2 separate regions of the Mus musculus genome follow, and region 2 is linked to region 1. Evidence: chromatin loops called from intact Hi-C (ENCODE). Cell type or tissue: heart. All regions are shown on one strand. Each heading gives the region's core, and the rest is flanking DNA. Links, peaks and the distances in the headings are about the cores only.

The links. Peaks named below come from ENCODE experiments on the same cell type or tissue, not always from the same donor. Only the 100,000 strongest peaks of a DNase experiment are listed, where the experiment ranks them.
Region 2: it touches region 1 in a loop (8-fold over the local background); 2 of 42 quality-filtered maps call a loop at or near these places.

What each region holds. Positions count from the first base shown.
Region 1 is chr1:134,117,532-134,123,493 of GRCm38, forward strand. The region is part of intron 1 of Chit1 (chitinase 1 (chitotriosidase)); the gene reads left to right. Among named protein-coding and RNA genes, the nearest start is that of Chit1, 9.3 kb to the left of the region's middle. In heart, for the core only: no CTCF peak of the experiment used is centred there; a DNase peak (open chromatin) is centred at 2,840; H3K27me3 peaks cover 416 bases.
Region 2 is chr1:134,241,473-134,247,434 of GRCm38, forward strand. No RefSeq gene overlaps it. Among named protein-coding and RNA genes, the nearest start is that of Adora1, 9.0 kb to the left of the region's middle. In heart, for the core only: a CTCF peak has its summit at 2,919 (motif pointing left); DNase peaks (open chromatin) are centred at 2,929 and 4,039; H3K4me3 peaks cover 252 bases; H3K27ac peaks cover 1,949 bases; H3K27me3 peaks cover 766 bases.

The DNA.
Region 1 (5,962 bases), core at 1,697-4,196:
AAATACTATCAAAAGAAAAGAGGAAATCAACCCCCCTTGTAACTACAGACCCAACATTTTCAAACCAATAGTGTCAAACTAAATTCAATGAAAGGAAAGTAACTCATTCCCCGGGGAGGTTTACTCTAAGGAATGCAAGGTTAGCTCAAAATTTCTAGAAACGTACGTCACCACATTAACAGAAATATAGAAATGAAAAATTATATAGTGACAGAATTTAACATCCATTTATAACTAGAAATGTGAAATTTAACATTCACATATAGCTTTTAGCTCACCAACAACAAAAGAACTGTTTCAGCCCAAAATGTTTTTAATGAACACACATGGGCATGCAGACATACATAGACACACTAACACAGGCACACACAGCACACTCACACACATACTAATACAAACACACATGTAGATACACATGGACACACAGAAACATACTGTCACACTAACACACAGATACACACATGTAGACACACTAACACAGACACACAAACTCAGATACACACACATACAGATATATACTCACAGACATGCTAATATAAAGACACACACATAGATACACACGTATGCACACACACACATACACCCCACTTGGGTGAGAATGGTCACTATGACCGTCATTCAATATTGCATGTAGTTTGTGGTCGATGATATAATAGGAAGGAAAAGAAATGAAAGTTATTTAGATTGAGAAATAAAAGGTCAGCTATTTATCTGAAGATGTCATGATTGCATAGGTAGAAAATCCGAGAGTCTTCTGGAAGAACTGCTTCAGTCAATAAGTGAATTAAAAAAGGTCTCAAGATGCAGGCACAGCCCATAGAAATGGCGGTACTTCTGTTTTATTCACGTAGCCATGCTTTGCTCAGGGCCTTGCAGAGGATAGATGAGCATGCCCTGCCAATTCCTGCTGTGTGGTCACTCTTTATGCTGACAGAAACACCAGAAAAATGAAACCTTAATTGCCACTTATAAAAGAAAACCATGGATTAGTGGTAAAGAAAACAAAATGTGTGTGACCTCTTAACTCTCAGAGATTATAAACCTTTCTTGAAAGGACTTAAGGAAATGGAGGTTATATGCCGTATCTATTGACTGGAGAACTCTAGACACCAACTTTCCACGGAATGATGTGGATAATTACTGCAAAGCCCAAACAAAATCTCAGTACTTCACAGAGCTGACCACCCTCAAAACTTCGTATGGAAATGCGAAGGGTATCAGAACAGCCAGAAATACCTTGAAATGTTGAAGGCAATAGAGCAGAGTTAGAAGATTCACACGACCTCGCTTCAAATTTCTCTGTAAATTTACATAAATCATGACAGCACGTGGCCAAGCCTGGGGGGGGGGGGCGAGCCTGTGACCCAGGTACTCAGGAGCTGAAGAAGGAAGATCTAATCCAAGGCCTGTCTGGGCAGCTTAGTGAGACTCTGCCAACAAAGGGCGGTGGGGCAGGGAAGAGCTTAGTGAGACTCTGCCAAAAATAAATAGATAGATAGATAGATAGATAGATAGATAGATAGATAGATAGATAGATAGATAGACAGACAGACAGATAGATAGATAGAGGACAATCAGAGAATTCTGAGACAGATCCATGTTCGTGTGATTAAGCATTTTTCTAGACAGGACAGGAAACACAAACTGTCTTAGTTACTGTTCTAACACTGTGAAAAGACACCATGACTAAGACAACTTATAGAAGAAAGAGTTTATTTAGGGCTTTCCATTTTTTGAGGGCTGGATTGCATTACCATCCTGGTGGGGAGCATGGAAGCAGGCAGGCAGGCAGGCAGGCAGCAGGCAGGGAGACAGTAGGCAGGCAGGCAGGCAGCAGGTAGGCAGGCAGGCAGGCAGCAGGTAGGCAGCAGGCAGCAGGCAGCAGGCAGCAGGCAGGCAGGCAGGCAGGCAGGCAGGCAGGCAGCAGGTAGGCAGCAGGCAGACAGTAGGCAGGCAGGCAGGCAGCAGGTAGGCAGCAGACAGGGAGACAGTAGGCAGGCAGGCAGCAGGTAGGCAGCAGGCAGGGAGACAGTAGGCAGGCAGGCAGGCAGGCAGCAGGTAGGCAGCAGGCAGCAGGCAGCAGGCAGCAGGCAGCAGGTAGCAGGCAGGCAGGCATGGTGCTGGACCAGTGACCAAGTGTTCACATATTGAGACATAAGCTCCAGGCAGAGAAACACATTGGCTCTTTTGAAACTTCAAAGCCTGTCCCCCAGAAACACACCTCCCAAATCCTTCCCAAACAGTTCCACCAACTGAAGATCAATTATTCAGATATATGAGCCTGTGGGGGCCATTTTAATTCTCAGCATTACACAAACCATAAAGGATAAAGTTTACCTTTAATTAACTAATGGAACTTAGTGAAAGGCTCTTCTATAAATGTTTATTAAAACTAAACACGTCTTCACTGATCGCAAAGGCTGTTGCTTATCAGAAGACTCACCCGAGAGTGGGAAATGGTGTCCATAAATAGTGGGAGAGCAAGTCTTGGATCTTCCCCCTCCCTTATGGAGACATAAATTTAATAATTCAGAGACCAACTGGCCCTAGAAAAATCTAGAAATCAATTGGGAGCTTTTTGTTCCCTGGGTCATTGTGAAGCCGGCCATATTGAAATCTGGTAGAAATTTCTGTAATTTTCTCCATTTGAATCATACTCATCTTCCACCATGTGCAGAGCAGTTGGGAGGAAATTCCAAACTCCCACTTCCTCCAGGCTGAGGGATGAGAGAACAAATAACCAACATTCTGAAACAGAGGAGTACTGCCAAAGGACTTCAGTAGCATCTGGACCTGATGGCTGAGAGACCCCAAGCCTCAGTGTGGAATACCAGAGACGCACACTAGGTGGCGCTCCAGCATCAGTTTACTCCAGCACCAGCGCTGCTGCAGTATTACTGAGCTAGGTAATTCCTAAGCAGAAATCTGCCAATGTTTAGTTAAATTAGACTCCCGAGCCTGAAGAGGTCATACTCCCGCAAAGGGCTTGAGAAATCTCAACATTTTGGCAGATGGGTTGGGTGGAGCATCTTACATTGCACCAATAAGATGCAGGGTTTCCTGCACCAAGTGCTATTTTATGTCTTCTTGTTAATAGCTACTGTTGTTGCTCAAATGAGGTGGTCACGAATTGTCGTTCTGATTGATTTCCCTGTCCTCTCCCCCACCCCCTGTCCCTTCACCAAAGGATCTGAGTAGCTGTTTGTGGATGTGAAAGAGATGAGCATTATCACCGATTAACAGAGAAATGCAAATCAAAGCCGCGTGCAATGCCAGCTGCTGTTAAAGACGTGGCTGGATGTGGTGAAGTGCTCAGAAAATTATTTTTAAGAGAACAGAAAATAACGAGGACATGGGAAAGTCGAAACCTTACGCAGTGTCTATATAGAGGCAAAATAGTTTAATTACACGAAAGATACAGAAATTTCTCAACAAGATCATCCTGTGATCCGGTGATCACACTTCTGGTGACAGCACAAAGGCTTGAAGGCAGATGTCAAAGGACACTCGCCCGTTCACCTTGTCACATCACCTTCATGATGGCCACGCCAGAGAAGCAGCAGGAAAATGAGTAAGAAAGATGTGACATCTACATGGAAGGGAGGTTTTATGATCCTCAAAGAGGAAAGCAATCTTGTCACATGCTACGACAGGAATCTGGAGAACACTGTGACATCAACCAGACAGTGACAAACACTCCAATTCCAATTATGTCTTAGCCGGGCATGGTGGCGCACGCCTTTAATCCCAGCACTCAGGAGGCAGAGGCAGGCAGATTTCTGAATTCGAGAGGCCAGCCTGGTCTACAGAGTGAATTCCAGGACAGCCGAGGCTACACAGAGAAACCCTGTCTTGGAAAAAAAATCCAATTATGTCTTAGCTGCTTTCCCCATTGCTAGGTTAAAATACCCCAACAACAGCAACTTACAGGAGAAAGGGTTTATTCTGGCTTGAGGTTTGGAGGTGCAGCTCATTGTACATCATAGTGGCGGGGGTTTCAGGCAGATGACCACATCCTGTCTGTAGTCGGAACGCAGAGAAATGAACGTGTGGCCCCGGCCCTCCCTCTCCTTTGTATGTAGTCAGGACCCAGGCTCTTCCTGCTTTACTAACCTGATCTAGATAACCCCTCTCCGGTGTACCTGGACAATATTAACTGTCTTAAGTATCTAAGTTAGTCGCGAGAGACCATGGATTTGAGAAAGAACAAGGGCTGGGTACATTGTGGGAGTTGGAAGGAGGACAGGGAATGGGGGGAAATGATGTAATTATATTTTAACCTCAAAAATAAAAGACATAATAAATAAATAAAGTTCGAGGCCAGCCTGGTCTACAGAGTGAGTTCCAGGACAGCCAGGACTACACAGAGAAACCCTGTCTCGAAAAACCAAAATAAATAAATAAATAAATAAATAAATCACATAAAAGCATCCAATGAAAAAGCTGGGGGAAGTCTGGCAGGGGATTGTGTTTGGTGGGAATAGAGTCCTGGTGTTTCAAGAGAGAGTTCCACACAACAAAATGTTTCTCAGCCAGAAAAGAGTTAAAACATCATTTTCAGCTGTATGGGTAGAGCTGAAGGTTACTGCATTACGGGAAATAACCCAGACACATAAAGACAAATGCATATGTTCTCACTTGCTTGTAGGAGCTAAAAGGCTAACTTCCTAGGAAGATGCCAGGAGTGGCTGAGAAGTTCCATTGACAAAGTGCCTGTTGTGCATGCCTGAGGACCTGAGTTCAAATCCCCGGGCACAGTAGCACGATCTCGAACCCCAGTGATGGCGGGGCAGAGACAGGAGGACCTCTGGGGCTTGTTGGTCAGCCGTGGTCGGTTGGTAAGCTCCAGGGTTCAGCTCTAAGGATCTGATGCCCTCTTCTGGCCTCTGTGGGTACTTCAGGCTTGCATGCAGACAGACACAAAAACATAAAAATACGATACATTTCTTTAAAAAAGCGGGGGGGGGGGTGCTATGATTTGTTAGGAATGTGGGCTATCTCAAAGTATACATTTATTTAAATTCAATTAATTGTACACTTAAGATGAACACGTCAAAGCTAGGAACATAGCTTTAATCCCAGCACTTGAAAGGCACAAGCAGGTGGATCTCTGTGAGCTTCAGGCCAGCCTTCTCTACACTGTGGCTTCCAGGACAGGCAGAGCTACATAGTGAGACCCTGTCTCAAACACCAACAAAAACAGAGAGATGAGCACTTTAAGAGCCGGGGTGTGACTAGATACAGAATGCTTGCCTGGAATGCACAAGACTTCTGGGTTCCATTCCCAGTAGGCAGGTGGAGGGGGAAGAGATGGCTACATTTTACTACAGGTAAGTTTACTTCAGCAAAGAAAGAAAAAGACAAAAATGATACAAAGTTGAACTTGGCAACATAAACAGAAGCACAAGAGGAATGTAAATCAACAGAGACCACAAAAACAGAATCAAACAGACTTAAGACACAGGAATTATAGAAAACACATCTGCACTTACAGTATTCAAAACAGAAGTCAGGGGAGAAATTTTCCAGAAAACCGGAAACTATGTAAGGAAAAAAAAAAAGCCAACTTGAAAAAGACTCAAATGAATTGTGAGACTGAAAAGGGAGAGAAGAATCAAGTTTAAGAACTCAGAGAAAAAATTTAGCAGATTAGATGAGGTCGCTGAGAAAATTAGTCAGTTGGAAGATAGAGCAAGAAAAAATGCTCAGAGTTAATCACAGACAATAAAAACCTGAAGAAGAATAAATAGGGAACAAGAAGCATACGTGAGAATTGAGACGTTTTAACATATAATTAATTAGAGACTAAGGGAAGAGAAAAAGGAGTATGAAGGCCAAAATGTAGGAATAGCGAGGTGTGGTGGCTCATAGGCAAAGAGATTGCTAGGAGTTCAAACTCATCATGGGATACAGAGTAAGATACTGTCTCAAAAAAAGAGTATCTGAGGAAAGGATGATTGAG
Region 2 (5,962 bases), core at 1,584-4,083, 120 kb after region 1:
TCTGAGCATGCTCACAGCTTCAGTGAAGAAGGCAGCGGCAAGAAGAGATGAATCAGAGGGAGAGATGCTGAGCCCAGGGCAGGCTCTCCACACTACCTCTGCAAGCCCATGGGGACCTAAGCAGATACTGACAGCTCACCGGACTCAGCACTGTGCCTGACGCTCTACCTGCTCACAGACCTGGAAATCCCTGACTTTCCCCCATTCCCTAGGCCCCCGGTCCTTTGTTGAGTGTTTCCGGGATGCTCCCAGGCTTTTGTCTGAAGCGCACCTCTATTGATACGTAGCCAATAATTTGTCAACAACATTTCATGTCAATAAAAACTTGGTCTTGCCCCCGTTCTTGCTCCTCCTCCTCCTCTGGTGGCCAAAGCCCAGCCTGCACCACAGTCCTGTTCACCAGGTGCCAGTCATGGATTTCTTGGCTTCCCTGACTCTCTGTGTACCCAGAGGGGTCCTTCTGGAAGACTCACTGACCCTCCACCAGTCAAAAGAAAACAGACTGGCCCCACCACTGACAGACAAATGCCACCCTGGATAGCCCACTGTATGCTGAACAGCACAGCTTCCTGGACTCAACACCACCTGCAAGAAGTCAGGAAAAGGACTCTGCCTCCTCTCCCCTTCACTGGGCAGAAGGGGAAATCGAGGCAGGGAGGGATTTATGTGACTTCTGTTAGATGCTAGCTAGGCTGGCTTCCCAATTCTCTCCATGGCCCCCTCCTTTCCCACCCATCCATCGCTGCCCTTTGATAAGAAGAGGCCCTCCAGCACATCATGGAGAGCGGGCCCTCAGAATGTGGAAGGAGGGAGACAGGCTAAGGTTTTCACAGCAGTGTTACTCAAAATAGCTTCAGAGCAGAAACAAGCCAAATGTTCACCAACTAGAGTTACCAGAATACATTCAGGACATCCAGTTTAAAAACTGTTAACAGCTTTATTGGGAAATGGTTTATATAGTAGAAAGTTCACTCATTTAAAGTGTACAGGCCTCAGTTCTGAGACTGTATTTACAGAATTGTGCAACCATCAGCACCGTTTCTGTCTAGAACATTTTCATCATCTCCCTCTAAAAACCCTGTGCCCGTTAGCAACTACTACTCCCCCTCCCCAGCCCCAGGCAACACAAATCTTTGGGGGAGGGGGCAGGATTGAGACAGATTCTCACTGTATAACCCAGGCTAGCCTCAAGCTTGTGGTTCAACTCTTATGAATAGTTAAGATTAAAGGGCTGGGCAGTTCAGTGATAAACTGTTCCTTCTATAGAATTGCCTGTTGTGGATGCTCCTCAGTGGTCCTTTGTGACAGCTTCCTTTGAATACCTTAATGTTTCAAGGTCCATCTGAGTTGTAGCATGTATCAGTTCTCTCCTCCTCCTCCTCCTCTTCCTACTCCTCCTCCTCTTCCTCCTTCTCTTCCCCCTCCTCTTCCTCTTCCTCCACCTCCCCTTCTTCCTCCTCTTCCTCATTCTCCTCTTCTTCCTTCTCTTCTTCCTCCTTTTCCTCCTCCTCTTCTTCCTCCTTTTCCTCCTCTTCTTATTCCTCCTTTCCCCCCTCCTCCTCCTTCTCCTCCTCTTCTTCCACCTCCCCTTCTTCCTCTTCTTCCTCATCCTACTCTTCCTCCTCTTCCTCCTCCCCTTCCTCCTCCTCTTCTTCTTCCTCCTTTTCCTCCTCTTCTTCCTCCTCCTTTTCCCCTTCCTCCTCCTCCTCCTCCTCCTCTTATTCCTCATGCTCCTCCTTCAATTATTTGGAGGTCAGAGGGATAACTTCTGGGAGTCAGTTCTCTCCTTCCACCATGGTTTCTGAGGCTATAACTCAAAGTCATCAGGCTTCATGTGAAACTCCTTTAACCACCAGGCCATCTCATTAGCTCAATGCTTAGTTTCAATGGCTGGAGAAGACTTCATTTCATGGACAGTTCACATTTTGATTACCCAGTCTTCAGTATACACACACACACACACACACACACACACACATCAGAGCTCAGGGGACAGAAAAGCAATAGTAGCGATGAGCATAGTCACCTCACAGTGGTGCCTTAGTGTGGTGCCACGTGTACCAGTCTGAGGCACGAGGGCTGAAGACACTGAAGCCAGCAAAGTTTTCATCCTGTTAAGCTGAGCACCAACTGGGGTGGGGTTTGCTCAGCTGGGGCCCTGGGGCTGTGAGCCTGTCAGAAGGCCTACCACACACATTTTCATAGGCTGTGTTCCTCTCCAGCGGGCATGGAAGTCAGGCGTGCAGACACTGAGCCTCCTTCCTCACTCTGTGGAGTCCAAACCGGTCACACAGGCTCATTCCCTCTGCCTAGCCTGGCGCCCATTCCTGATCTTAAGCACAACTCTAAATGCCATTCTACAGACACTCCCTTCAAATCCACCTCACCTCAGTCCTGAACCTGGAAGAAATTCACACCCTGAGCAGGGCCACTTGCCTAAGGCCGGAAAAGAGAGATGACCTGAGAAAGATGGTCTGTGGCTGGGCAGACCATCGGTCCCCTCTATGGACCCACAGACCAGAAATTAACTCCTATTCCTAAAAGCCAGTCACTCGACCTGGTCGCTCGTGCTAGGGACAGAGGGGTCTTTCGATGTCTAGACGTCTTCATTTTCCCCTCCCCAGTACCCAGGGTGTCACTTGCAAGGCAAGCCCTCCACCACTGAGCTGTTTCGATCACCCCAAAGTTGGACAACCTCATCACACAGGGCCGGCGCGGCTCCCGGAGCAGACGGTCCAGAATGAGATTCAAGACAGCAGAACCACGTTATCTTTGTGGGTTCTTTAGCCCCTCGTGGCATCGCGGGTGACATGGCAATAATTCTCCCTTTTTGCAGCCTACAGAGGCTGAGGGAGGGCAGAGAGGCTACAGATCAACGTTCAGTGCCCTTGTCTGGAGCTCGGGGTCCCCCTGCTGGCGCACTGGAGCCTGGGCGGGGCTTTGAGCCGAAGGGCGGACACAATCAGGTGACAACTCTGGGGAACGTGGCGAATGAGGTGGAGCTGCTGGAACTCAGCTGGAAGGCCCAGGGGACCAGCCCTAGGAATGTCCAACAAATATGCCACCCCGATGGCGACTTTGGTCTCCTGGTGCCCAATCCAAATCCTTTGTTACCAGCCCCGCTGCTTCTTATGTTTGCAGGCAAAATCTCCTGAACATGCCCGAAGAGCATGTGTTGGGAGCCCTCCCTGCTCTGGGGAAATCTTCAAAGACGGGGTTCCCAGCACCGTCTGCTTCCGGCCAGCCTGCCTCAGGAGTGGTTCATCGCAGACCTTCCACCTCCAGTACTTCTGGGAACACCATGCGTCTGGGCACAGAACCCTAGGTCACCCAATTCTCCTCAAAGGCCTCCAGGGCCTAGTAAATTTGGCTCAAATGTCCCTAACTGGGAATGTGACCAGGAAGCCTCAGTTTTGCCGTCTATAAAATGCAAACTATCGACTTTTCTATGTGTGTGGCTGGGAGGATTTGGTGGTATTGTGAAGTTGGTCGCACTTGAGCATTTGACACACACCCCTAAGCACTGATGTTTGCATAGCTTTTTGGCCCTTCCCACCCTAACATGTAACTAATGGCAGGTAGGAGTTGTCCACGAGGAGTAGGGCACCGCCCTGCCACGTGTTTGAGATTTTCCCCACCTAGCCAACTCCTTGCTCTTCCACCCAGTCTACAACAGGAGGGGTGGCAGCTGTTTCCCTCGGCTGCCCAGTCTCTGACCCAGCCAAAGGCTGGCACAGCTGCTGGGGTGGCCCAAATGCTACACAAAGGACAGCTGGGGCTGAAGGAGGACAAAGATGGGCACCCTGCCTGATCAATGTGTTCCCTCACCCCGCAGCCCTCTAGACCTTTCGTAGCAGCCTGGGACCTCTGACCTCACTCTTGCCACAGCTGTGGGGAGGGGGCTGTCCTCTTGCACCCCTCTCCTTGTCCTCTGCTCTCTGGGCCTCCACCCCCCCCTTTCCCCTGTTCCCTCTGTCGCCCACATGCTGCCCAGCTGTCCCTGTCCCTGTGCTGGGCACTCCGCCCACCTGTAGCCCTCATGAATCGCCAGTGTTCACACTCTGACCCCTCAGCCTCCACCTGTTCCCCTCGGTCTGGGCGTCAGGGCTGTGTGGCCCCATCTGTTGTCCTCCGTCTAGGACTTAGGGCAAAGACTCCATTGCAAAGCTCCTAGCTCCCACCTGCCTAGGGTGGGTAGGAAGGCTCGGCTGAGAGACAGGATCTAATCCGGTGACTTCATCTTCTTTCTTCTCTGCCCAGGCCACCAACAATGTTCCAAACAACCTAGAACCTTCCCACCTGAAGAAAGTGAACAGCCCGCTCACTGCAGAAGGACCTTTGCATCTTTAAACACATTCTAATCTCATTTCTGTGGCAAGGCGCTTTAACAATGTACAATGGCAAACAGAAAAACAAGGCGTTGGGAAATTGCATGTATATGCGTGTGTGCATGTGTGTGCGCGCGCGCACTTGTGACTAAGTTATCTCCCAGCCAAGAAATCAAATTCTTTCTGTATCGTCTTTCTACCTTTTTTTTTTGGACAGGTACTCATGTTGCCCAGGCTGGCCTTGAACTCCTGATTATCTCTCAGCCTCCCAAGTGCTGGGATTGCAGATGTGTACCAGCAGTCCTGGACTGACTATACTTTTCTTGACAGTGAAGCCACTACAGTTCAGCTCAAATTCCCTTACCAATTCCCTACCCAGACCCTTCTGAGCACAGAGGGACCACCGTGAACGCTTTGGGGTATTTCCAAGCATTTGCCATATTTTGTACCACTTACATGCATAAGTTATATACACATATACATTATGGCACTCACAGGCTTGTGCAGGTATTGGCTTTTATTGTTCTTGAGGAAGTTGTAACCTACAAGTATTCTGCAAATGAGTTTGTTGTAAAAAACAAACAAAAAACAAAAAACAGACAAAAACAACAGCAATCACCCTACCTGGGCCAGTAAAATGACTCAGTGGATAAAATCACCTGCTGCCAAGCCGGACAGCCTGAGTTCAGTCCTCAAGCCCAGCATGGTGGAAAGAGAATTGACTCCTGAAAGTGATCCTCTGACCTCCACAAGAGCACGTGTGAGTGCACTTGCACACACGCGCGCACACACACACACCCACGTAACTGTAACCTTTATTTGCCTGATGTAATTGTCATCTCTGAGGCTTACTGCTTCACTCCGCTAACCAAGGCCCAGTTTCTAGCTTCTGCATAATCTTATCTAGGCCTAAAACGTTTTCAGCCTCTGAGACTCACTGCTGAGTTAGCTCACCCTTTCCTAATTCTTTCTGAGCTCTAACTGGCTGATTCAACTCAGCTATTCTGGCTTAAACTCCTCTCCCAGCTGACGTATTCAATCTGGCTCTCAGCCTCTGAATTGCTCTGCTTGGCCTCAAGCTAACTCTAGAAATCTGTTCTAAGTTCCCCTTCTCTGGCTTGTTCTGTCTTCACCTTCTTCTAGCTTGTTCTATCTTCAACCTGTCTCTGTTAAGCTCTCCCAGTAAACCTGCCTCCATCTCCCTTCGGGCTGCTTGTCTCTCCCTCTCAACTCCACTGCACTGCTCTCCACGAACTCTCCTGTATTCTTGTGCTGCACTCTCATCCTCCTGTCCCGGCTATCTCTCCCTTAAGTAGCTTCCCTTTCCTCTCTCTTCTCATGAGAATTGGATGGACACATCCTATTCTGTCGAATTTTTCGTCACTTTGTCTGCCACTCGATTAGACATCACTTTCAAACATGGGGGCTTCCTTCTACAAACTAACTTTACCTTGATTGTTTTGGATTAACAGTCAATACTAAGGGTATTCCAGCCAGAGGGACTAAAGGTATATGCTAAGGGCTGAGCCACACCCTAAAGAGAATCAGGTACAAATATCATTTAACTTACGCACACATGCACATACATACACACCAACAAATAAATGAATGTAAAAACAGATTTTATTTGTTTT